Regions from separate parts of the Homo sapiens genome. Here regions 1 and 3 are each linked to region 2. The links are chromatin contacts, found by Hi-C or POLR2A ChIA-PET in ENCODE. All regions are on one chromosome and are shown on one strand. Each heading gives the region's core, a stretch centred on a gene start or an enhancer-like site at or near the end of the contact. The rest is flanking DNA. Distances are from core to core; before and after follow the strand shown. Region 1 overlaps FBXO36 (F-box protein 36). Region 2 overlaps TRIP12 (thyroid hormone receptor interactor 12). Region 3 overlaps FBXO36 (F-box protein 36).

Evidence for each region. A loop is a pair of places that touch in the nucleus more often than their neighbours do. ChIA-PET counts read pairs that join two places held with the same protein, here RNA polymerase II (POLR2A). Pooled maps may share reads with other maps.
Region 1: a map of endothelial cell of umbilical vein shows a loop between it and region 2 (5-fold over the local background). The contact joins two enhancer-like sites. A Hi-C loop is called at or near these places in 1 of 168 maps with a recorded cell type or tissue (endothelial cell of umbilical vein) and 15 of 50 pooled maps. POLR2A ChIA-PET finds 5 or more read pairs at or near these places in 2 of 52 experiments (activated T-cell and activated naive CD4-positive, alpha-beta T cell).
Region 3: a loop to region 2 is called in a map of CD8-positive, alpha-beta T cell, with 2.9 times the contacts of the local background. The contact joins two enhancer-like sites. A Hi-C loop is called at or near these places in 8 of 168 maps with a recorded cell type or tissue (CD4-positive, alpha-beta T cell, CD4-positive, alpha-beta memory T cell, CD8-positive, alpha-beta T cell and 4 more), 14 of 37 single-sample maps with no recorded cell type and 15 of 50 pooled maps. POLR2A ChIA-PET finds 5 or more read pairs at or near these places in 1 of 52 experiments (activated T-cell).

What each region holds. Positions count from the first base shown.
Region 1 is chr2:229,978,663-229,982,177 of GRCh38, reverse strand. All of the region lies in intron 2 of FBXO36 (F-box protein 36), which reads right to left. Among named protein-coding and RNA genes, the nearest start is that of FBXO36, 58 kb to the right of the region's middle. Within about 2 kb of position 1,402, at least 13 of the 41 ENCODE cell types and tissues checked have a DNase peak (open chromatin) inside an H3K27ac peak, as active enhancers do.
Region 2 is chr2:229,799,954-229,803,360 of GRCh38, reverse strand. TRIP12 (thyroid hormone receptor interactor 12) reads left to right here. Exons shown (of 42, transcript NM_001348323.3): 21 at 902-1,109. Among named protein-coding and RNA genes, the nearest start is that of DNER, 87 kb to the right of the region's middle. Within about 2 kb of position 2,045, at least 4 of the 41 ENCODE cell types and tissues checked have a DNase peak (open chromatin) inside an H3K27ac peak, as active enhancers do.
Region 3 is chr2:229,998,841-230,002,132 of GRCh38, reverse strand. The region is part of intron 3 of FBXO36 (F-box protein 36); the gene reads right to left. Among named protein-coding and RNA genes, the nearest start is that of SLC16A14, 68 kb to the left of the region's middle. Within about 2 kb of position 1,677, at least 2 of the 41 ENCODE cell types and tissues checked have a DNase peak (open chromatin) inside an H3K27ac peak, as active enhancers do.

The sequences.
Region 1 (3,515 bases), core at 153-2,652, 180 kb before region 2:
GTGGCACATGCCTGTAGTCCCAGCTACTTAGGAGGCTGAGGTGGGAAGATCACTTGAGCCTGGGAGGTGGAAGTTGCAGTGAGCCAGGATGGCCCCACTCCACTCCAGCCTGGGCAACAGAGTGAGGCTAGGTCTCTCAAAAAAAAAAACAAAAACAAAACAAAAAACTCAAGTGTGTGGCACCTCACCCTGTCACTCTCTTGTTCCTGCTCCTGCCATGTAAGACACCTGCTCCCTCTTTGCCTTCCACCATGACTGGAAGCTTCTTGGGGCCTCCCCAAAAACAAGCTGCTATGCTTTCTGTACAGCCTGCAAAACCATGAGCCAATTAAACCTCCTTTCTTTATAAATTATCCATTCTCAGGTATTTCCTTATAGCAATGTGAGAACAGACTAATACAACAGCAAACCATAAGGACATGCTGGGAATTTTTTTTTTCTTTTCCTTTTTCTTTCTTTCTTTTTTTTTTTTTTTTGAGACAGGGTCTCATTCTGTCACCCAGGTTGGAGTATAGTGGCACAATCACAGCGCACTACAGCCTGGACCTCCCAGGCTCAGGTGATCCTTCCACCTCAGCCTCCTGAGTAACTGGGCAGGCAGGCACCACCACGCCCAGCCAATTTTTGTATTTTTTGTAGAAACAGGGTTTTGCCATGTTTGCCAGGTTGGTCTCGAACTCCTGGCTTCAAGTGATCCGCTTAAGCCTGGCAGGTGAAAGTTGCAGTGAGCGTGATCGTGCTACTGCACTCCAGCCTAGGCAGCAGAGTGAGATCCTGTCTCAAAAAAAAAAAATCTGTTCATATATCAGGTATTTTGTCTTGCTTTTCATTTTGTTAAAGTTTTTTTTAGAGATGGGGGGGTGGTCTCACTGTGTTACCCAGGCTGGTCTCAAACTTCTGGCCTCTAGTGATCCTCTCACTTCAGCCTCCCAAGTAGTTGGGATTACAGGCGTGAGCCACTGCGCCTGACTTTGTATCAGGCCATTGAATGCTCACCGTGGCTATATGGAGTAACCATTATCTCCAGTTAAGGATGAGGAAACTGACTCACAGAGGGGAGGAGCAATCAGCTGTGATCACACAGCGGGCTGGTGGCAGGACAGAGATTTCAACGCCAGCTTACTGAGTCCCAGTCTGTGCTACCATGAACCCTCCTCCTTCCTCTGAAGACAGAGGACTTCCTGAAGGATTCTCTAAGAAGGGGGTGTACAGAGACTACCAACACCATGGTTTGGAGTTTTCCCCTTAGAGACACAGGAGCCTTTGAACTTGCCGGGCTGATTTAATTTGGTATCACAGTGCTGCTGCTGGCGGGAAACCACCTGGCAGCCCCGAGACTGCAGCTCTGTAAACTACCATTTAAAAAGCCTGGTTAGTACATGCCTTGGCTGAATCCCTCAACTCTCCTGCTGTCCAGCAGGAACACAGCCAGCAGGGAGGCAGGCCTGCTGTCAGACTCATAAAATCTTCGCTATATTGCCTTTTCTCTTCCAGTATCAGAACCCCTCAAGTAGTTATCCTGAAGTGAATCCCCTCCCCCAGTATCTTATCAGGAGCTTGACCCCTCCCCCCAATCTCTTATCAAGGGCAGGGCTTGGAAGGTGCCTGGAGCAGGCAAGAGACTGGTGAGGTCTGCAAGTAAGCCAGCAATCAGAAGGCAGTGGGAGGCTTTTGACTCCCATCTCTGGCCCAAATCCCCATCTCCAGGTTTTTGTGGAAGACAATCAGAAAACCACATGGTCTCAAGGAACAATGCAGCATTAACTAGACACATAGCTCTGGGGAAGGTCCTACAGTGGTTAGAAAATAAAATGGAGGCAGGGCGCCGTGGCTCACATCTATAATCCCCGGCACTTTGGGAGGCCGAGGCAGCCAGATCACTTGAGGCCAGGAGTTCGAGACCAGCCTGGCCAACATGATGAAACCTCATCTCTACTAAAAATACAAAAATTAGCCAGGTGTGGTGGTGTGTGCCTGTAGTCCCAGCTATTCAGGGGCAGGGGCGGGGGCTCTGTGGCATGAGAACTGCTTAAACTTGGGAGGTGGAGGTTGCAGTGAGCTGAGATCGTGCCACTGCCGTCCACCCTAGGCGACAGAGCAAGACTCTGTCTCAAAAAAACAAAAAACAAAAAAAACGAATGTTAACTTGAAAATGAAATGTGTTTTATGGAAGTTTACTTTATAGTGAGCTGCATAGAAACATGTCTGGTCCACAGTTAAAGTTAGGCATGCCTGGGCTGACTGAAATTCAATCAAAAGTAAATAGTCTTCTGCCAATATGATTGTTCTTTTTTTTTTCTTCTAATCTCAGTCACATTTTCTTCTCTTTTTCATTATTTGACATGGTTGTTCTTAAGCCAACAATGAATTTTATAAATATTTGCCATAAAGGAGTTAATGATATTGCATACAGATAGTAAGACAGTGAACCACTCAATCCAGCAGACTTTTTTTTTTTTTAACTCCGCCTCCCGGGTTCAAGTGATTCTCCTGCCTCAGCTTCCCAAGTAGCTGGGATTACAGGCTTGCACAACCACACCCGGCTAATTTTTGTACTTTTAGTAGAGACAGGGTTTCACCATGTTGGCCAAGCTGGTCTCAAACACCTGACCTCAGGTGATCCACCTGCGTCTGCCTCCCAAAGTGCTGGGATTATAGGTATGAGCCACTGCACCCAGCCCAACTTTTAACTATTTAAGAAAGCAAAACAAAACAAAACCTTCCCTCTCTAAACAAAACAAAAAACAACAACAAACTATCACATTTATATATATATATACACACACATACATAAAACAAAACTATCACATACATATATATATATATACACACACACTATATATATTTATATGGAGTCTTGCCATGTTGCCCAGGCTAGTCTTAAACTCCTGGGCTCAAGAAATCCTCCCACTTCAGCCTCCCAAAGTGCTAGAATGACAAGTGTGAACCACCACACCTGGCCTATTGCATACTATTATTGTTAAATAATGGATTTTTTTTTTTTTTTTGAGACAGAGTATCACTCTGTTGCCCAGGCTGGAATGCAGTGGCACGATCTCTGCTCACTTCAACCTCCACCTCCCAGGTTCAAGTGATCCTCAGCCTCCCGAGCAGCAGGGATTACAGGCGCCTGCCCCCACGCCCGGCTAATTTTTATATTTTTAGTAGAGACGGGGTTTCACCATGTTGGCCAGGCTGGTCTCAAACTCCTGACCTCAGGTGATCCACCCACCTGGGCCTCCCAAAGTGCTGGCATTACAGGCATGAGCCACTGTGCTCGGCCTAAATAATGGAATTTTTTAAAGAGTGTTGATTATCAAAGATCCACTCAGAGTTTGCCTTCTAAATGAGATTATCGTGCTTGATTTTTTTGAGTTTCAATGCTTAGTCCTGGCAATGTCAGTATTTAGCTGTAAGATCCTCCTTTCTGAATTTCATGGCAATAATATTTATTTCACAAGGATGTTATAACAATAAAATGAGAGTGAAAGTACTTGATATTAATAGAAATAACA
Region 2 (3,407 bases), core at 796-3,295:
AGGTGGATCACTTGAGGTCAGGAGTTGGAGACCAGCCTGGCCAACATGGTGAAACCCAGTCTTTAAGAAAAATACAAAAATTAGCGGGGTGTGGTGGTGCACACCTGGGCTGATGTCAAACTCCTTGCCTCAAGCAATCCTACTGCCTCAGCGTGGGATTACAGTTTGTCTTTTAATAAGAGTCTGATAGAATGATAGAAGCCGTGGACTCTTCCCCAGAAAAATGTGAACGTGTGCTCATTCACTCACGTTAAATATATCCACATATTTGCATATAGTTTATACTAGCTGATAATCAGACATGCATATTGGTATACAATTTGATAGTTCTTAGTCACACTCCTTCATACATACTCTCCTATGATTCCGGGACAGATAGGAACCCCTGCCTCACAAGTTAATGTTTAGCTCTCTTTACACACCTTAAAGGATGTGATAGTTCCCACCCTTCAATAGCTGGTTTTTTTTTTGGTGGCAGTGTTAATGTGATCTTGTCTTTTTGTAGCGCTTGAAGTTAACTGATTCTTGGTCTTTTCCATCCCTTCTGGCTGTCACACCACAGGGTGTGCACTGTATTTCTGTAGTTGATTATTGTTTTTATAATGAGTATTTTGAACTCTGAATAGGACTTTGTGACCCTATTAAGTTTTATATAATCTGGTTTTGAAGATTAGAAGACATTCAATATCAGTATTTTTCTTTAACCTTTAGTTTTTATATTTTTTTCTGATTGAAGTCAAGTTGAAAACTCTGGCTCCTAATTTCTTTTACCTATTTGCCAGTTATGTTTTAGTCTTTTTGTGTATTATGTCAGTGTTGGTATTTAGGGATTTTGTAATGGTGGGGAGAAGGTTCTACTCCTGATTAAAACTGACTCCCTTTCATCTCTGTTATTATAAAGGTGTAATGCATCAAGTAAAACACTTAGCAGAATCAGAGTCTTTGTTGACAAGTCCACCAAAGGCATGTACGAATGGATCGGGATCCATGGGATCCACAACTTCAGTCAGCAGTGGGACAGCCACAGCTGCCACTCATGCTGCAGCTGACTTGGGATCACCCAGCTTGCAGCACAGCAGGGATGATTCTTTAGATCTCAGCCCTCAAGGGTAAGTAAGAATTGTGTTGTGATTTTTATTTCTTTGCTGTTAGCGCTGCTTTGGTACCTAAGAATCATATAGGGAGTAAAATGGTAACATATTAGCATATATATATTATATTTTTCCTTTTGTATTTTGTTAATGAGAATGGGAAGAAAACATTTATTGGAAACCTACTGTATTGGGCTGTGTTTAGGAACTGTAAGAGATTAGTTTTATTCCCACTGACATACAAGGAAACTAAAGTTCAGAGACATTTGTGACTTGCACGGTGTTACACACTTATGTTACTTGTAGGCTCTAACATTGTGGGATTTGAATTCTGGTTTCTGATTTCATAATCTTGTGACTATTTTTTGTGCTGCTGCATACATACGACCTCAGAGACATCCAGATATTAATACAGTTAAAAATACTGAAAATTAGAAGTCTTAGAATAAAGGCCAAAAAATACTGATTCCCCATTTATCTTTAATTGGCAACTGGGAGTTAAATACTTTGCTTTTAATAAGGGAAAATGAGAGTTCTTAAATTCTCTACTCCCATTTATTTATCAGCTTTTAATCTTTGTTATACCATGCTACTAAGAATGTTTCCAAAACTTCCATTGGTTTCCATTTTGTTGTGTTAGAAACAAATCACACTCTAAAAGTGTTTTTATTTCCTTGCTATTAGAAGCTTAATATTACTAGATGAGTGGTACCTGATGAACCAAATTCAGTTCTGAAATTCAGTATGTATTCACTTCAGTACTCTTTCTGGCTCCTTTTAAACTGAAAAGTAGATCATGCTAAAATATAGTAATAATAAGTGGGGTCCAAAAATTTAATCTTATAATCTGCAGGGTAGCATTGTCTTGTGCAGGCAGCCAACTCAGGTAGGAGAGGGGATGAGGGGAATTTGGTGCCACCTGGTGGCAGTTTTCTAGTCCAGCTTAAATATGAATTTTGGCAGTTTCAAGACTTCTGGCAGACTGAACTTCTGGCACAGTGGGTATTATTTTAGGAAACTGCTGAGTTTAACTGGCACCCATGTTGTTTGACCAGTCTGAGGAGATTGGGCTTGGAGAGTTCTGGGGACTCTTCCACATCCCTGATTCTGCAGTTGCTTTTGTCTGCCATTTTCCTTTCCAGCCTTGCTCTCTCCTTTACTTCCTTCCCAGCCCCATTCCTACCCACTAGCTGCTGCAGTAACATAAGTTATTGCAGGGTTTTACTGTAATGTAGGCATGGTGCCTGAGACATCATAGATACTCAGTAAATTACAGAGAGTGATACAGTTCAGACAATTGCAGTATTTCTTTCCCTTTAAAAATGTTTTCCTTTCTCCCTTTTTTCTTTTTCTTTTTTTCAAAAAGAGACACAGCATGGGGTCTTGCTCTGTTTCTCAGGCTAACCTCGAACTCCCGGGCTCAAGTGACCCTCCCTACCTTGGCCTCCGAAGTAGCTGGGACTACAGGCATGTGCTAGCATGCCCAGCTCAAATGCAGTATTTCTGAGCCATTTTAATTTAAGGAGTTGGAATTGATTATAGAGTCTAACAGTTGATTATGCCAAAGAAAGAGAAAATAACTTTTTTCTTAAAATATTTTTACATGGTTTTAAATAGTTTTAAGTGGTTCCATATTACAGCATGGTTGCAAATGAAAAATTCATGTTAATTTTTTTTAAATGAAAATTGTTTAATTACATTTTTCATCCTTTGAAAGTTCATTTTTCCTGATTGTCAAGCACATTTGAGCACATTATTAAGTATATTCCATAGAAATGTCAGGTGTTGGAAATTTTCCAATTTTTTTTCAGATTTTTCCAGTTTTATTTGGGCCACAGACCAACTAAACCACAACATTTTTCAGCCTTTTCATCTTATTTAGTTTTGTTATTCTAAAAATTTATTGCTGTTACAAACTATTTCTACTGTCGTTAGAACAGGCTACAGGTGTTTAATTTTGCAAATGATTCTAATTCAGAATAAATTACTCATACTACTCACTAGATTTGTATATAGGTTTAAAAAAACCAACTAAAATGTTCATAAATGCATTTATTTAGTATGTTATTGCCATTGTCACACTATGAAATTACTTTGGGTAGTATGTTAGAGGCAGATGAGTATTTTGACAACATGAACACTAAGGGTCATGTATATTTTACTCACGGCCATTTTGGTTATGGAAAAAGTGTGTTATGTGGATTTAACATTCTTTTTCAGGTTGGTGATTACCCGTTTATTTTTATTTTGCTCCTTTGTGTTGCATATTTGCTTTATGTACTTATATACTACTATTTAAAGTGGAACACATAGAAA
Region 3 (3,292 bases), core at 428-2,927, 200 kb before region 2:
CGAGCAATGGCTCATGCCTGTAATCCCAGCACTTTGGGAAGCTGAGGCAGGCTGATCACTTGAGGTCAGGAGTTCGAGACCAGCCTGGCCAACGTGGTAAAACCCCGTCTCTACCAAAAATACAGAAATAAAATAAAATAAAATAAAATTAGCCAGGTGTGGTGGCTTGCACTTGTAATTCCAGCTACTCAGGAGGCTGACGCATGAGAATCGCTTGAACCTGGGAGGCGGAGATTGCAGTTAGCAGAGATCATGCCACTGCACTCCAGCCTGGGTGATGGAGTGACTTTGTCTCTTAAAAAAACAATAATAGTAACAATAACAAACAGAAGAGAAAGGAAATAAGTGAAATTCCCAGGAGTAGGCCCTGGAACCACGTGTCAGGTAGCACTGATCTTGAGCAGGAGAGGAGCAACTCCCTCCCTGAGGTAAAGAGGAAGGAGCTGGACTGGACACAAATAATTTGGTAATAAACTTGTCCCCCGGAATTTGAAAAGGAAGCCTTTTTTTCATTAATAAAGTAGTTAAATGAAAATAACTTATAAGGTTGGGCATGGTGGCTCATGCCTGCAATCCCAGCACTTTGGGAGGCCGAGGCAGGTGGATCACCTGAGGTCAGGAGTCCAAAACCAGCCTGGACAACATGGCGAAACCCCGTGTCTACTAAAAATACAAAAATTAGCCAGGCACAGTGGTGGGTGCCTGTAATCCCAGCTACTCGGGAGGCTGAGGCAGCAGAATTGCTTGAACCCAGGAGGCAGAGGTTGCAGTGAGCCGAGATGGTGCCATTGCACTCCAGCCTGGGCAACAGAGCGAGACTCTGTCTCAAAAGAAAAAAAAAGAAAAAAGAAAAAGAAAATAACTTATAAATGAAGTGTGTAACAGGTAAATGGAACAGAGATAAAACTTAGATTGACAACAGAAATAAGTGGTTTTCCTTCTTTCCCTGTGTGCAAATAAGAAAAAAAGTGGTTGGCTGGGTGCAGTGGCTCACGCCTGTAATCTCAACACTTTGGGAGGCTGAGGTAGGTGGATCACTTGAGGCCAGGAGTTCAAGACCAACCTGGCCAACATGGTGAAACCCAGTCTCTACTGAAAATGCAAAAATTAGCCAGGCATGGTGGCAAGCACCTGTAGTCCCACCCAGCTACTCAGGAGGCTGAGGCAGGAGAATCCCTTGAACCCAGGAGGTGGAGGTTGCATGAGCTGAGATCTCACCACTGAACTCCAGCCTGGGTGACCGAGCGAGACTCTGACTCAAAAAAAAAAAAAAAAAAAAAAGAAAAGTGGTTAATGTTATGCGGGGAGAATAAAAGCAGCAGCCCTGAGTCATGTTCCATCTTCTAATAATTCTGCTCTGTAAAGATGCTCAGGGCTGAAATCAGCAACCTAGAGAAGACCTACTTCAGAGCACTGGCTAAATTATGGAGAATGTTTTCAAGACTGCACTGAAATAATAGCAGGACACTAAGAGTGAAAGTAATAGTGGAAGTGAGTAAAACTTGGAGAGAAGGCAGCCGCTCAGCGTGAGAAATAACTACCAGAAGCCACTCACTTGCTGCTGTTTCCTATCAAATCCTTCCATTTACTTGCAGGAGCAGAAATTTACTGAAAGTAAATGGAAGGATTTGATAGAAAATCAAATCCAGGCCCTGCAACAGCGCAGAAACTTTTGCTAGATCCCCACTTGCATATTTTATTTACGTAGAATTCTCTTTTCATTTAAAGTATGAATAATCAGCTGCTGCTGCTTCTTTTTTTTTTTTTTTTTTTTTTTGAGACAGTCTCACTCTGTTGTCCAGGCTGCAGTGCAGTGGTGTGATCTTGGCTCACTGCAACCTCCACATCCTGAGTTCAAGCAGCAATCCTGCCTCAGCCTCCCAACTACCTGGGATTACAGGCCTGTGCCACCAGGCCCAGCTAATTTTTGTATTTTTAGTTGAGATGTGGTTTCCCTATGTTGGCCAGGCTGGTCTCAAACTCCTGACCTCAGGTGATCCACCCACCTCGGCCTCCCAAAGTGCTGGGATTACAGGTGTGAGCCACCGTGCCAGGCCCTAATAATCAGCTTCTTATCAGCACCAAGCACAAAATTTCAACTTTAGGATACTTATTTAATGGCAAAAATATATACAATAGTACTTGTTTTCAGCTTTCCATTTTTAGGTAGGAAAATCAAGTAAAAAATATATTTTGGGGAGCTAAATGATGAGAACTTATGAATACAAAGAAGGAAACAATAGATACTGGTGTCTACTTGAGGGTGGAGGGTGGGAGGAAGAGGAGGAGCAGAAAACATAACTATTGGGTATTGGGTTTAATAATTAACCTGGGTGATTAAATAATCTGTACAAAAAAACCCTGTGACATGAGTTTACCTGTGTAACAAACCTTCACATGTATGCCTGAACCCAAAATATAAGTTAAAAAATACATATATATACATATATATATTTGGACAGGAAGGTGGCTCACACCTGTAATCTCAGCACTTTGGGAGGCTGAGGTGGGAGGATCATTTGAGCCCAGGAGTTCAAGAGCAACCTGGGCAACACAATGAAATCCCACCTCTCTTTTAAAAATTAAATATGTGTGTGTGTGTATATATACACATACATATATATATATATATACATATATATATACACACACACACACTCTCAAAAGGAATATATTAAGTACTATAATACAGATTATATTACTTAAGGCCGGGCGCGGTGGCTCACACCTGTAATCCCAGCACTTTGGGAGGCCGAGGTGGGTGGATCACCTGAGGTCAGGAGTTTGAGATCAGCCTGGCCAACACGGGGAAACCCCGTCTGTACTAAAAATATAAAAATTAGCTGGGCATGATGGTGGGTGCCTGTAATCCCAGTTACTCGGGAAGCTGAGGCACAAGAATCACTTGAACCCAATAGGCGGAGGTTGCAGTCAGCGGAGATCATGCCATTGCACTCTGGCCTGGGCGACAGAGAAAGACTCTGTCTCAAAAAAAAAAAAAAAAAAAATTACATTACTTAAAATTATTTTTGGCCAGGCGCGGTGGCTCACGCTTGTAATCCCAGCACTTTGGGAGGCTGAGGCGGGCAGATCACAACGTCAGGAGATCGAGACCATCCTGGCTAACACGGTGAAACCCCGTCTCTACTAAAAATACAAAAAATTAGCCGGGTGTGGTGGCGGGCACCTGTAGTCCCAGCTACTCGGGAGGCTGAGGCAGGAGAATGGCGTGAACCTGGGAGGCAGAGCTTGTAGTAAGCCGAGATCGCGCCACTGCACTTCAGCCTGGGCG